Regions from separate parts of the Homo sapiens genome. Here regions 1 and 2 are each linked to region 3. A link is a contact called in ENCODE Hi-C or POLR2A ChIA-PET data. All regions are on one chromosome and are shown on one strand. The core of a region is the stretch at or near the end of the contact, and the rest is flanking DNA. Distances in the headings are between cores, read along the strand shown.

Region 1 (4,435 bases), core at 957-3,456, 780 kb before region 3:
TGGCCTAATCCTCTGCCCTTCATGGGTGCGGGCAGGAACGGAGTAGCGGCTGATGTCCCCTCCCTAATCCCAAAGCCCCACAAAAGCCAAAATACACACGCAAACTCTCACCAGCGCATCTCACAAACACAAAAACTAAAGACAACACATGAAAATATAACCCGATCCCCCACCAAAACGTACAGTTCAAAAAAATAAAATTCAAATCGAAGGAAACAAAACACACACAACACGAAATTCCCTAAGGCAACACACACACAGACGACACCCACTCACACCAAATCAAAACACATCTAAACACCGCGGAGAAGGAAAAGCCTTACAAACGACACACAAAAAGACAGCCTACAAGGACAAAGTACAAAATTACACAAAATCAAAACTCACCCCAAAGACCAGGACTTACAGAGCAAAACCCGCTAAAATCAATCCCACGAAAAAACAACACGCAAAACACCCGAAACAAAAGAATATCCCATGGAAAAATGAAAACTCACAGAAAACAAACAAAAACAAAACAAGCCCTCTAAATGGAAACAACAACAACAACAAAACACCAACACCCCCCGCCCCCAGCCCGGGGTGAAATGTCAATTCCGGGAGGGCTTTTGATCTCCAGGCGCGGACAGGCCGCTCCTCCCAGGCGCTGCCTCCCGGCGCGGGCGAGGCGGGAGGGCGGGAAGCCTGGGCTGGGGCTGGGCTGCGGAGGGAAAGAGTCGAGCACTCGGAGATGGCCAAAAATCAAATCTCGGGGTAGGGACACGGGCCCGCAGGCTGCAGGGAGGAGGCGGCGCTGGGGAACTGCGCAGACCACTTGGTGGGGGGGCCGCCCGGGAATCCACAGCCACATTTCCGATTGTGGCGAAATCTGCTCAGTGGATATGTGATGTCCAGTTGCCGCCGGGGGCCCCCCTTTCCTCGAGCTCTAGGCTCTTCCCCCTAGGTTGCGACCCAGCCTCGTGACCACCCCCTCCAAAAAACAAACAACACTCTTGCTGAGGACGATTCACTCTCCAAAACTGCCATTGTCCGGCGGGCCAGGAGTCCTCCTACGGAGCGCTCCCCCGCCCTGGAGAACCTTTCCCCTGCGACCACCCCGCTGCAGGGCCCCACAGGCTTTCAGTGGCTAGGCCCAGCAGCTGAACTAACTCAAGGCTGGGGAGGGGAACAGGGAGGGGAGGCTTGAGTCTGGCCCGAAGAGAGAGGGCTGGACATGCCACACCTCTGCTCGGTCTCTGTGGATCTGATTTCCTCTCTGGAATCAAGTCCTGGGGCTCTGGGACTCCACAACGTCTCAGGGCTCGAGGGCAATGCGATTCCACTTATGGGCCGGGGTAAGGTGTCTGGAACTCCCGCCAATCTCCAGAAACTACTGAGATGTTCTGCTCTGCCCGGGTGCTCCAAAGCGGAAGCCCGGATTTCATCTCCAGTATTTCACAGCTTAACCTCCATGCTCTGGGCCAGAATGGAACTTGATGTGGGGAGGGGTTCTGGGACTAGAAGACTGGATGGGACCTGGGGGCTTTAGGGATCTGGCGCTGCCCTAGGGTCAGGGGCCCAGCAATAGTCAGGACCCCAACAAATTGGGGTGGGGGTTGGATGGCTGGGAACCCTGGGGTCGGGCGCCGCCCTAGGGGTGAATCGGAGTAAACCGGAACGTCGCCTCGGTGCCTGGCAACACTGCCAGCCTTTGCAACCCCTTTCAAAAGCACCTGCTTGGCCGAGCAGTTAATTTCTTCAAAAACAAAAACCCGGCCTGCGCTCGTCTAAGCAGCGGGGTTTGCACATGGAGATGTCACAGGCCCCGCGCACAGCGCAGAGGGCCGCGACCCCCAAGCGCATGTCTTAATAGAAGGTGCGGCTGGAAGACCCGGGCTCCCGGGCTCCGCTTCGGTCTGCCCCTTCCCGTAGGTGCGCTGGCTAGCGCCCGGCGCAGGCTGAAGCCTTCCTTCCCTCCCCCCAACCCCTATAAAAGTCTGGGGCGGCGCGGCAGCAGCACTGCTGCTCTCCCGGCTTCCCGCTCTACTCCGGCCGGGCCGGGTCCGCCACGTCTGGCGCGCTGAGCAGGCCCGGCCGCGCAGCGCCTACCCTTTCCTCGCTCCGGGCCGGCAGTGTGGGGCGGCGCGCTGGGGGCGCGGCGTGTCTGGGGACATCTTGTGATGTTGGCGAGAACAGGACATGATCTCACATGGCGAGAAGCTCTTTAGTTCCTTAATCATTTCACGGTGCCTTCGGACGCTTTTTTTCCACCTAAAACGTTTAGTTTCAGCTCAGTGATCAGCTACCCCAGCTCGGCGGGGGAGCGGAAGGCTTGAATTATTCCGACCTGTGAGCGGCCCCTGGCACCAAAAAAAAAAAAAAAAAAAAAAAAAAAAGAAAAAAAAAGGCACAAAAAAGTGGAAACTTTTCCCTGTCCATTCCATCAAGTCCTGAAAAATCAAAATGGATTTAGAGAAAAATTATCCGACTCCTCGGACCAGCAGGACAGGTAGGACCGCGATACGGGCTCCAGATGTGCAAACTCCGGGACACGGCCAGGCCTTGGTCCCCACGCAGGGTGACCCTGGAGGAGGAGGGGGCGCGCCGCATTTTCGTAGAGACTGTCTAACTGCGGCGTGTTTGTTATGTTTTTTCACCTATCTGTTCACACACTTCTGCATCAGTCCAAATATCTGTGAGTTTGTCTGTGTTTTTCTCTGTTTCTGAATGTTCACGCTGGCGTCCTTCCGGGGGTCTGCAAGTTAGGGCCTGTGTGTTTATATAAGGGACTCAGTGTGTTCATTACAGTATATGTATTTTTAAAAGATGTAAAAATATATGAGTTTGTGTCCAAAAGTTGTTTGCCTGTGTGTGTGTGTGTGTGTGTGTGTGTGTATCTTTATACTCGTGGGGTATTCGTGTGTGTTTATAAGTTAGTACTTGTGTATATTCTTTTGGGTATCCAAAATGTGTGTCTACTATGAGTGTTATTTATGTAATTCGGAAATATCTGAGTGTACATCCACTATTTAAAGGGTCTGCATTCACCTGTTATATCCCAAGTGATTTTTGGATGTGAGAAAGAAGTGGCTACACTGACCTTTCCATTTTTGGATGTCAACGGCTGTCCGATGCATACACGCCAATGTTCACATTGTGTCTCTAGGCAAACTCCTAGACGTGGGTCTGGGGCCTATGGAGATCCGTGGTGTTTAGCATGTGCATTGTAAGGCCCAGTGTCCATTCTATTGGGAGATAGGACCAGGAATGAAGGTGTGAATTCAGGGCATGCAGCCTCTTGGTGTGCAGTGAGCACTGTTCAGGCTACCATTTGTACAAACAGGTCTCCTGTGGCAGGCACAACCTTGCAGATGACAGCGGACACCTGTAGGGTTAGTTGTGACATTTCTAGGGACCCCCAGCCTACATTCACTTTCACCTAGACAAGCCTCTGACACTGGCGTGTGTATTTGTGTGTACACACAGACACACACACACTGTGTCCTCAGGTTTTATCCTGTGGGTGCCGCACCAGTGGAGGAGAGCACAGTGGGTGGATGCATGTGCATAGTCTGGGCATTCAGCTCTAGGGCCTGTATGCGCACAGGCCTCCCTGGCTTAGGTCCCCATGTGCCTCCCACAGGCCTGAGAAGTAGGTAGCAGGATGTGTTTATGTCTGAGAGGAGATAGCAGGGACAGTAGGCCTCCATCTGCCCTGAGGCATGAATCAGGTATGGGGGGCCTCTTTCACTCACTAGGCCACTGTGTAACTCCCACACAAACACTCTCTTGGCCCTGGCAAGAAGCCCCCTTCCCCCATCTCTGTGCCCTCTGAGAACCCCCATCTCTCCTCCAGCCTCAAATACAAGCCTAAGAGCAAAAAGGATAAACTTAGACCCCAAGCCCAGGACAACTTCTGGGGCATAACTGTGTTTCCAAAATTGTGGCTGGAGAGAAGTGAGGGCAGAGATCTGAGGCAGAAGAGTGCTCCCAGGATGAGGGCTCAGGAAAAGTTACCTGGAAACTCCTCTTCTCCATCCTCAATTCTCAGAAGGCCCTTCTCCCTGGCAGTGGGCTTCTCAGCAGATGGACTTTCAGAGAGACCTGAGCCTGGAAGTGGGTGTTGTGTATGTGTGGGGAATGAGGCGGGGATGTGTGAGTGTCATGGAGAGGGTCTGCGCAGTCCTCGGGCTGGCTCTCCCGACAAGCTGTGTAGAAGAATGTAATTCATGGCGGTCGATGGGCTCTTTGATTAGTTCAATTGCCTGAATAATCATTTAATCAATAAAGCATTTTATTCCTCTGCATAGCTGGACTGGGTGGGGCTTGGGGTGGGGTGAGATACGGGAGCCCTAGGCTGGCCAAGCCTTAAAATCTAGAGAGCCACGCCCCCTCCTCACTGATGGGTTGGGGAAGAGCTGCCTGCCTGGAAAAGGGCGACAGTTCAAGTGAGACT
Region 2 (4,164 bases), core at 1,159-3,658, 860 kb before region 3:
AACTGTTTACTAAAATTTTTAAACAAATTTCTTTTTTTCCCCCTTGAGACGGAGTCTCGTTCTGTCCCCCAGGTGAGAGTGCAGTGGCGCAATCTCGGCTCACTGCAACCTCCTCCTCCTGGGTTCAAGAAATTCTCCTGCCTCCGCCTCCCAAGTAGCTGGGATTACAGGCACGCGCCACCACGCCTGGGTAATTTTTGTATTCTTAGCAGAGACGGGTTTCACCATGTTGGCCAGGCTGGTCTCGAACTCCTGACCTCGTGATCCGCCCCACTCGGACTCCCAAAGTGCCTGGATTACAGGCGTGAGCCACCGCACATGGCCCAAAATAAAATTTTCAAATAAGTTAACTTCAAATTAAGATTTTTTGAAGAAAAACCTTCCTTCATTGCAATATTTGCATTGGTTCTAACACCTAAATTTACCTCACAAATATCCATTTTATGTCCCAGCAGAGTTTAAAAACTAAATGAGACATTTTAGGTGTAAGGAAAACACACGTTTGTCAGTTTGCCATTTAAGAATCTCCCAAGTTGGTACTCAAAAACTATCAATCCCATGACCAGAAAAGATGTTTCCTATATAACATCTTAAAATATCATGCAAATGAAACTTATCTAAGAATTAAAATACCTTAACAAATATAAAACAGCTATAGAATAACTGCAAAGGCTATTACCATTCAAAAGAGGGAGCAGTATTCATTGACTGAATTGTTTTAAACTAGACAACTTAAGGCTTATTTAAGCTTTCAGCATTTACTTAACACAGTCTTTAATCAATCCTTCTGCTCTCACAGTCTACCTACTGGTCATTCTGACCTTTTGCTCTTATTTACTTCCAAATATCTTTAGCCTCCCTAGATGTTCCTTCTTGATGACACACGCATCCATCTCCGGCCGATTTAAATCAAATCCACAGCCTCATTTTCAGTCCAATTTTCATTGGAATGTGATGAATACACTTTACTTTCAAAGTAAAATTTTTCTTACTCTTAGTAAGCTGCCCTGACAGGACAGTTGAAACACAATTGTCTAAAGGGTTAAAATGTCTGTCCATTTTTCAAATGCGATGGCCACTCTGAATCAAATCTGATTGGGATGGAGAATCCAAATGTGTAAAACAAAAGTCACAAAAGACAAACAGAGCACAGTATTTCAGTGGGGGAAAAAAAATAAGCTAAATTTAGTCACTTAAGTCCCAGCTCTTCTTGGGATATATATATGATTTTTACGAGAACTAATCCTATCCGGAAACATTTCCTTCACCTTTCCCTTAGCCCTTTTCCTTCGGTCATGCAGTCTCTTACCGTGCTAATTATCATATTAATATAATCCTCACTTGCGATCCTTCCTGACTTTATTCCCCATGCTCAGATTCTCCTGAAAGCATAACGCTTTCCTAAGTATACACACAATCCATTTAAAAGTCTTTGTATGCGACAGCCTAACTATTCAAACACGAAGTCATTTCTCTAACGGTCCTAGAAAAAATTTTAAAAAGAAAAAGAAAACCACAAAGTCAAGAGCTTCTGAGGGGACCTGAAAAGTCATCAAATTGAACGCTCTCGTTTTATAGTTGGAGAAAGGAGCTCAGAGAAACTTATTCACTGAGCTAAAAAGGCCCTACTAATGCAGCCCGTAATTCAACTGTGCAATCTGAAATAATCTTAAATTCAGCTTCAATAAGAGCTTTCTGGAATCGCCAGCGAATCCGTGGGGGAGCCACGGCTAGAACCCAGGCCTCCTGATTCCCAGCCACAGCTTTTCCACCGAACCAGCAGCTCTTCCCAAAAGTTGAAGGCAACTGTCCGCTCACAGGATGGGAGGGATAAAGGGCGCCTTAGTAAACACAGTCCAAGTCTACTCGTTTTACATGAGGAAAGGGTCACAGCTCCCGAAATTTTGGATTCTACTGCTGCAGCTGCTGCTTCTGACAGCAGAGGCGGGAGGTGGCCCAGGACTACTCGGTCCTCAAAGACTGGACTCTCTCTCGGCGCGCCGGGACCTCCGCGCTTCACTGACTGGCTTCCCTAGAAGACTGGGGGCCTTGCGGGGAAATAAAAAGGGCAGACACGCCACCCTCACCGAGGCCCTAGACGCCCAGCCGCTCTAGAATCACGGCATTAGCCCTTGGAAAGCCAGGGAGACGCGGACCCCCTAGACCCGCAGCCCGGCCGCGTGGGGCGGCGCGCAGGTGACGGACCAGGAGCTGCGCCCTGCCACGAGTGAGGGGCGGACGGGAGACGTCGAGGCCGGCGAGGGGGCACGCGCTAGTTCCACAGCCCGGCGGGCAAGAAGGAGGGTAGGCAGGGGTCCCGAGCCGCGGGCGGCGGGGGTCCGTCACACACATACTCACTGCCGCAGCTGCGAACAGGAAGCACCAACCGGGAACCAAAACGCGTAGAGGGACGGGGAGGGGCGAGGACAAATGAGGTAAGGAGGCCGCGTCCGCGCAGACCCGGGAGGGAAGGCACTTCCGGGGACAACACAGCTCTAGTCACCGCCTTTCCGTCCCCGCCCACCTGCCGCGCCTGATGTGCGCATGCGTAGTGGGTGCGAACCGTTCTCTGCCCCGCCCATAATTATTAGGTTTGCCTTCCTTGCTTTCCCCCTTCCCCTTCCCAACTTCTCTTGAAGCTACCTAGGCTGCATCTATTATTTGAATGACTCGTACGAAGGAGATGCTATTTACCGGGCAAAAGCCGGGGAGTTCGTGCCCTCTACCCCCGCGAGGAAAACTACAACCCCCATGAGGACACGGGCGAGGTTGAGGCCGGGCTCCGCCTCCTTCTCCCTGGCGCTCGGTGGACGCCTTCTCAGTGCCACGTGGCGCGGGAGCCTAGCTGATCGCGTGCATGACGAGGGCCAGCGTGGCTGGCTGCTTGGCCCGCAGACCTGGGCAGCGGGAAACGCGTACTTGAGAGCGCATGGCTTCAAGCTTCTCCCTTGCGCTCATGATCTTAGGCTGGTCGCTTTTTCTTTTAGGCGGAACACAGTTCACACTGGGCGCCTCCAACTCTCTGGAATTCTAGGCAACAGATTAACACTTTGTGAATCTCGAAGAGCTGCACTCCTGCTAAATATTGGAGTTAATGCTGATCCTTTGGAAGTCTCTGAAGGTTGCAAGATTGTGCTGGGAGCCTCTGGCTTCATTTGCCCTTCTCACACCTTATTTTAATACAAGGTAAACCCATCTGTAGAACTTTAGAAATAACTGTCGACCTAAAGGAAAAACTGAGGCAAAGTTAATATAAGTGGAGAATTTATTTGGGCCAAGTTTGATGAGGGCAACCTGGGATCATCAATTCAAGTTGCCCTTAATATGTGATCCGATAAGCAGCAGTTTCAACTGAGTTCTTTGTCTTGTGAAGCTCCAGGCTTAAAGGTATCGATCCTCCCACCTCTGTCTCCCAAAGCACTGGGATCACAGGCATGAGCCATTACACTTCTTGTAGCAGCTACGAGTGAATTTTTTTCTTTCTTTATGGTTTTTTTTTTTTTTTTTTTTTTTTTTTTCCTGAGACGGAGTTTCGCAGTTGTTGCCCAGGCTGGAGTGCAATGGCGCGGTCTCGGCTCACTGCAACCTCCGCCTCCCAGATTCAAGCCATCCTCCTGCCTCAGCCTCCGAAGTAGCTGGGATTACAGGCGCCTGCCACCACGCCCAGCTAATTTTTGTATTTTTAGTAGAGTCGGGGTTTCACCATGTTGGCCAGGCTGGTCTCGAACTCCTGGCCTCGACCTGCCAAAGTGCTGGGATTAGAGGCGTGAGCCACCGCGCCCGGCCACGAGTGAATTTTTAAAGGAAAAAAGAAGAGGCTTTTGCTAAACTACATACCAAGAATTGACACTAAAATAACATAAGCTATCCATTGGCTACACATTGTTCTTTCTATCACAAATTTTAGGAACACGAAGATAAAGGGTGATGCAGGTACTGGGAAGAAAAGAACAAAATGCCTTTAAACAATTGCCACACACCCCTACCCCCCACCCCCACCCCCACCACCACCTACATGGGATGGTGCTAACTGAAGTACCATACTCAAGTCCCTCTGGGCCTGATAAAGTTTGAATGCCTGCCTGGCTAATGGGGTAGCTCTCACCTGTTTGGGAGCCCGAAGTGGGAGGATAGCTTAAGGCCGAGAATTCGAAACCAGCCGGG
Region 3 (4,327 bases), core at 1,589-4,088:
TGCCTGGCCTAGATATCCACATCTTAATCCCTGAACCTGTGACCATGTTTCCTTACTTGGCAAGAGGGACTTTGCAGATGTGACCAGGACTTTGAGAGGGAAAATTATCTTGGACTATTGAGTGGACCCAATGTAATCACCGGGGTCTTTTTAAGTGAGAGAGGAAGGCAGTAGAGTCACAAAAGATGTGGCAAGGGAGGCAGAAGTCAGAGGTGCCATGTGCCAAGGAATGTGGGCAGCCTCTAGAATCTGGAAGGGGGAAGAAAATGAATTCTCCCTGGCAGCCTCCAGTAGGAAGGCAACCCAACTGACACCTTGATTTTGGTCCCTTGAAACCCATTTTGGATCCTTAACGTCCAAAACTGTAGGATAATACATTTGTGGGTTTTTTTTTTTTTTTTTTTTTTTTTTTTTTTTGAGATAGAGTCTCGCTCTGTTGCCCAGGCTGGAGTGCAGTGGTGCGATCTCGGCTCACTGCAAGCTCCGCCTCCCAGGTTCACGCCATTCTCCTGCCTCAGCCTCCCGAGTAGCTGGGACTACAGGCGCCCGCCACCACGCCCGGCTAATGTTTTGTATTTTTAGTAGAGATGGGGTTTCACCATGTTAGCCAGGATGGTCTCGATCTCCTCACCTTGTGATCCGCCCGCCTCGGCCTCCCAAAGTGCTAGGATTACAGGCGTGAGCCACCGCGCCTGGCCAATTTGTGTTGTTTTAAAGACCCTAATTTTGTGGTAATTTGTTACAGCATATGTGAAACTAATACACCATTTATAGTCTGGTGAGTCTGTCTTCAGATTCATATATCTCACTGCACATTTAATAGCTTCATGTGGCTCACAGGCATCTCAATCATAACATGCCCTAAATTAAAACTTTACTTTTTTCTTCCCAAACCAGGTCACTCTCCCAGCCTTTCTCATCTTAGCACACAACCAACCACCCAATTCCTAATGGCAGAAACCTGGAAGTCATTTCTTTCTTTCTTTCTTTTTTTTTTTTTTTTTAAGAGATGAGGTCTCGATCCAGCACCCAGGCTGGAGTGCAGTGGTTTGATCGAGCTCACTGTTGCCTGGAACTCCTGAGCACAAGCGATCCTCCCACCTCTGCCTTCCAAAGTGCTGGGACTGCAGGTGTGAGCCACCACACCTGGCCCGGAGGTCATTCTTGAGTCTTTTTCCCTGTCATCCCCTTATATCTAACCTATAATTAAGTCTCATCAATTTTACTTCCAAAATAAACATCATATCCATCCACTTCAGTTGAGTTTCACTGCTACCAATCCATTCTCCACAGAGCAGCCAGTGTGATTTAAAAAAGAAATCTGGGCCTGGTGTGGTGGCTCATGTCTGTAATCCTAGCACTTTGGGAGGCCAAAGTGGGCGGATCACCTAAGGTCGGGAGTTTGAGACCAGTCTGGCCAACATGGTGAAACCCCCGTCTCTACTAAAAATACAAAAATTAGCCGGGCATGGTGGTGTGTGCCTGTAATCCCAGCTACTCGGGAGGCTAAGGCAGGAGAATTGCTTGAACCTGGGAGGTGGAGGTTTCAGTGAGCTGAGATCGTACCACTGTACTCCAGCCTGGGCGATAGAGTGGGACCCTGTCTCAAAAACAAACAAACAAACAAAAAAGAAATCTGATAGCACTTCCTTGCAAAAATCCCTTAATGTCTTTTCTTTTGTGGCTAATGTGACCTTTTCGTGGCTCCAAGCTAGCCACAGGAGAACTAAGAGTTCATAAGTATTTTACAAATTAGAGCTTCATTATTAATTGAAATGCATCACAAACTGCAGTTTGATGAGATTTGAAATTTGCTGTACAGCAAGAAATCTCAATGAACTGTTAGACTTAGTTTCACCTGTGGTAAATTTTTAATGGTTGTAAAAAAAAAAAGATGTTAATATTTTGTATCATCAACTTCATTCAAAGTTTCTTGTCAATGGTGACTCAGGAATCTGTTGCCCAGGTTGGTCTCGAACTCCTGGCCTCAAGCTAGCCTTCTCACTTGGCTTCCTAAAATGCTGGGAGTGACTCAGAAATTTGAAAGGGTCATTAAAAAGTCTTAAAGCCTGATTCGGTGGCATGGTCCTGTAGTCCCAGCTACTCAGAAGGCTGAAGCCAGAAAAGATGGCTTGAGGCCAGGAGCTCGAGTGCTGCCTGGACAACATAGTGAGACCCTTGTCTCAAAAACAACAGCAACCCAAAGTCTTATTTATCTTCAGGAGCTGCGCAAGCCCTTTACCACCGCCACGTTTCTCCCTGGATGTCCCTAGGCCTCGGGACTGGCTGGGAGTTCCCTGTAGTGGAGGCCGCCGCTGAACTGATTATAAAGATGAGAGAGGCTCTGCCATGCCTTGGTCATCAATTCACACTCCACCAGTGTCTTCTAGCAGTCACGGCAAGGGTTAACGTCAGGGACCGCTGTGGGGTGGCCGCGCTACACGACAGTATAGTTGCGGTCCTGGTTTATGAAATAACTGAGGGAACAAGAGGCGCAAGAAATCCCTCCTTGGGTGCAAGACCAAAACAACTACCCAGCGGGAAGACTCGGGCTTCAGTGCGTGTGTCGCCAGTGGAGGAGGACGCTTCGGGGCGGGAGCACAAGCTGGCAGGACAGCCCCGCAGCAGCTCCAGCGCGGCAGAGGCCATGGAAGATGGTCCGCTGGTCAGCACCCTGCCTGCGCCTCAAAATACCGCCGGGAAGGTGGGGGACGGGGACGGGAGCAGCCAATCACGCGAGCTCTCTCGGGTGGCGTCAGGGCGCGATCGCGGATTCGGCACTCCGGGTGGGCGTGGCTGGGCGAGCGAGGAGTGGGGACAAGGTCGAGCGACGAGTCGTCTACCCGCGCGCCCGAGCGCGGAAACCGAGGGGCAGGCTCGCGCTCTGCCTGCTTCGTGGCGCTTGGTTCGTCCCTCGCCCGAGGAGCGCGGTGGCGGCGTGGGAGGGAGCCTCTGACGGCGTCTGGTGAGAGCCGCGCGGCGGCGTGGGACTCCGGGAGAGCATCCTGCCCACCCCCAGGGCCGCCTCCCCCGGCCTCCTGCCCCAGGCCTCCCCTCCCCGGCCGCTTTCCACCCCACCGCGCCCCGAGGCCCACACTGGACCCGGCTCTCGCCCAATGTCCTGCAGGCCTCACCATAGGGCACCTCTTTGGCCCAATTCAGGGCTCCGCCGTGTGGCTCGGGGTGGGCCCTGATGAGCAGGGGAGGGGATGTAGAGGGAGGCCCAGGTTGACTTGTCCCCTGGAACAGTGCTGTCCAATCAGGGGGGATGCTGACTGTCCCGTTAGGAGCGGGGCGGGGCGAGAGAGGGTGGAGAACTGCCTGGCAGGCGAGCTGTCCTGGCGTGAAAAGGCTGGGCTAAAAGGTCCCCTCCCTGCTCTGAGTCTACATTCTGAGTCTGGGCTTCCTTGTATATTTGAGAAACGTTAATTCCCCGCCCTCACCCCAATTTTTTTTTTTTTTTTTTTTTTTTTTTTTTTTTTTGAGACTGAGTCTCGCTCTGTCGCCCAGGCTGGAGTGCAGTGGCGCGATCTCGGCTCACTGCAAGCTCCGCCTCCCAGGTTCACGCCATTCTCCTGCCTCAGCCTCCCGAGTAGCTGGGACTACAGGCGCCCACCACCACGCCCGGCTAATTTTTTGTATTTTTAGTAGAGACGGGGTTTCACCATGTTAGCCAGGATGGTCTCGATCTCCTGACCTCGTGATCCGCCCACCTCGGCCTCCCAAAGTGCTGGGATTACAGGCGTGAGCCACCGCGCCCGGCCCCTCCCCCCAGTTTTACGCTTGTAAAATTGTTAGAACACAAGAACGTATTTTTTACTACTCTGGTAGGAGGGGTGGGGTACAGTTTCGCAGTATAGGTAACTCGTTAACCCAACTGTAGGAGCGCCGCAGTTGAAGCCAAACCGAATTATAGCGTCGGAATGGGGCCCTGACTTTCAGACAGCTTTATATAGCTCTTTCCTTCTTATTCCTTTGAGTCCCATCCTCATTGCACTGATGAAAGGGCGATTTATCATGTTTTCGAGGAAGATTTGTACTCATGGATGTTTATGGAATGAACAGACACAAGGCAAACACTGGGTGTGGGACAGTGTTCTGAGCGCTGAAGTCATTCAGACAAGGGTTTGATTTTCGGTTCTCTCAATGATGAACTTGGGTTCAAGTAATTCTCCTGCCTCAGCCTCCCAAGTAGCTGGGATTACAGGCGCCTGCCACCATGCTCGGTTAATTTTTGTATTTTTAGTAGAGACGGGGTTTCACCATGTTGGTCAGGCTGGACTTGAACAGACATCAAGTGATCCGCCCATCTCGGCTTCCCAAAGTG

What was found. A loop is a pair of places that touch in the nucleus more often than their neighbours do. ChIA-PET counts read pairs that join two places held with the same protein, here RNA polymerase II (POLR2A). Pooled maps may share reads with other maps.
Region 1: a loop to region 3 is called in a map with no recorded cell type, with 7 times the contacts of the local background. The contact joins the promoter of PAX5 here to the promoter of GNE in region 3. A Hi-C loop is called at or near these places in 1 of 168 maps with a recorded cell type or tissue (CD8-positive, alpha-beta T cell), 2 of 37 single-sample maps with no recorded cell type and 6 of 50 pooled maps.
Region 2: a loop to region 3 is called in a pooled map, with 11 times the contacts of the local background. The contact joins the promoter of ZCCHC7 here to the promoter of GNE in region 3. A Hi-C loop is called at or near these places in 8 of 50 pooled maps. POLR2A ChIA-PET finds 5 or more read pairs at or near these places in 2 of 52 experiments (A673 and AG04450).

What each region holds. Positions count from the first base shown.
Region 1 is chr9:37,032,039-37,036,473 of GRCh38, reverse strand. It overlaps PAX5 (paired box 5), which reads left to right and starts at 2,206. Exons shown (of 10, transcript NM_016734.3): 1 at 2,206-2,488. The coding sequence starts at 2,443. RefSeq lists enhancers at 51-100, 1,494-1,543, silencers at 634-793, 1,874-2,053, 2,320-2,440 and a promoter at 1,622-2,060.
Region 2 is chr9:37,118,818-37,122,981 of GRCh38, reverse strand. It overlaps ZCCHC7 (zinc finger CCHC-type containing 7), which reads right to left and starts at 2,408. Exons shown (of 9, transcript NM_032226.3): 1 at 2,359-2,408. LOC105376034 (a long non-coding RNA gene) reads left to right here and starts at 2,582. Exons shown (of 3, transcript NR_188580.1): 1 at 2,582-3,186. RefSeq lists an enhancer at 2,667-2,746.
Region 3 is chr9:36,256,959-36,261,285 of GRCh38, reverse strand. GNE (glucosamine (UDP-N-acetyl)-2-epimerase/N-acetylmannosamine kinase) reads left to right here and starts at 2,838. Exons shown (of 12, transcript NM_005476.7): 1 at 2,838-2,965. It overlaps LOC124902150 (a long non-coding RNA gene), which reads right to left and starts at 2,676. Exons shown (of 3, transcript XR_007061473.1): 1 at 2,535-2,676. RefSeq lists an enhancer at 2,408-2,637 and a silencer at 2,938-3,097.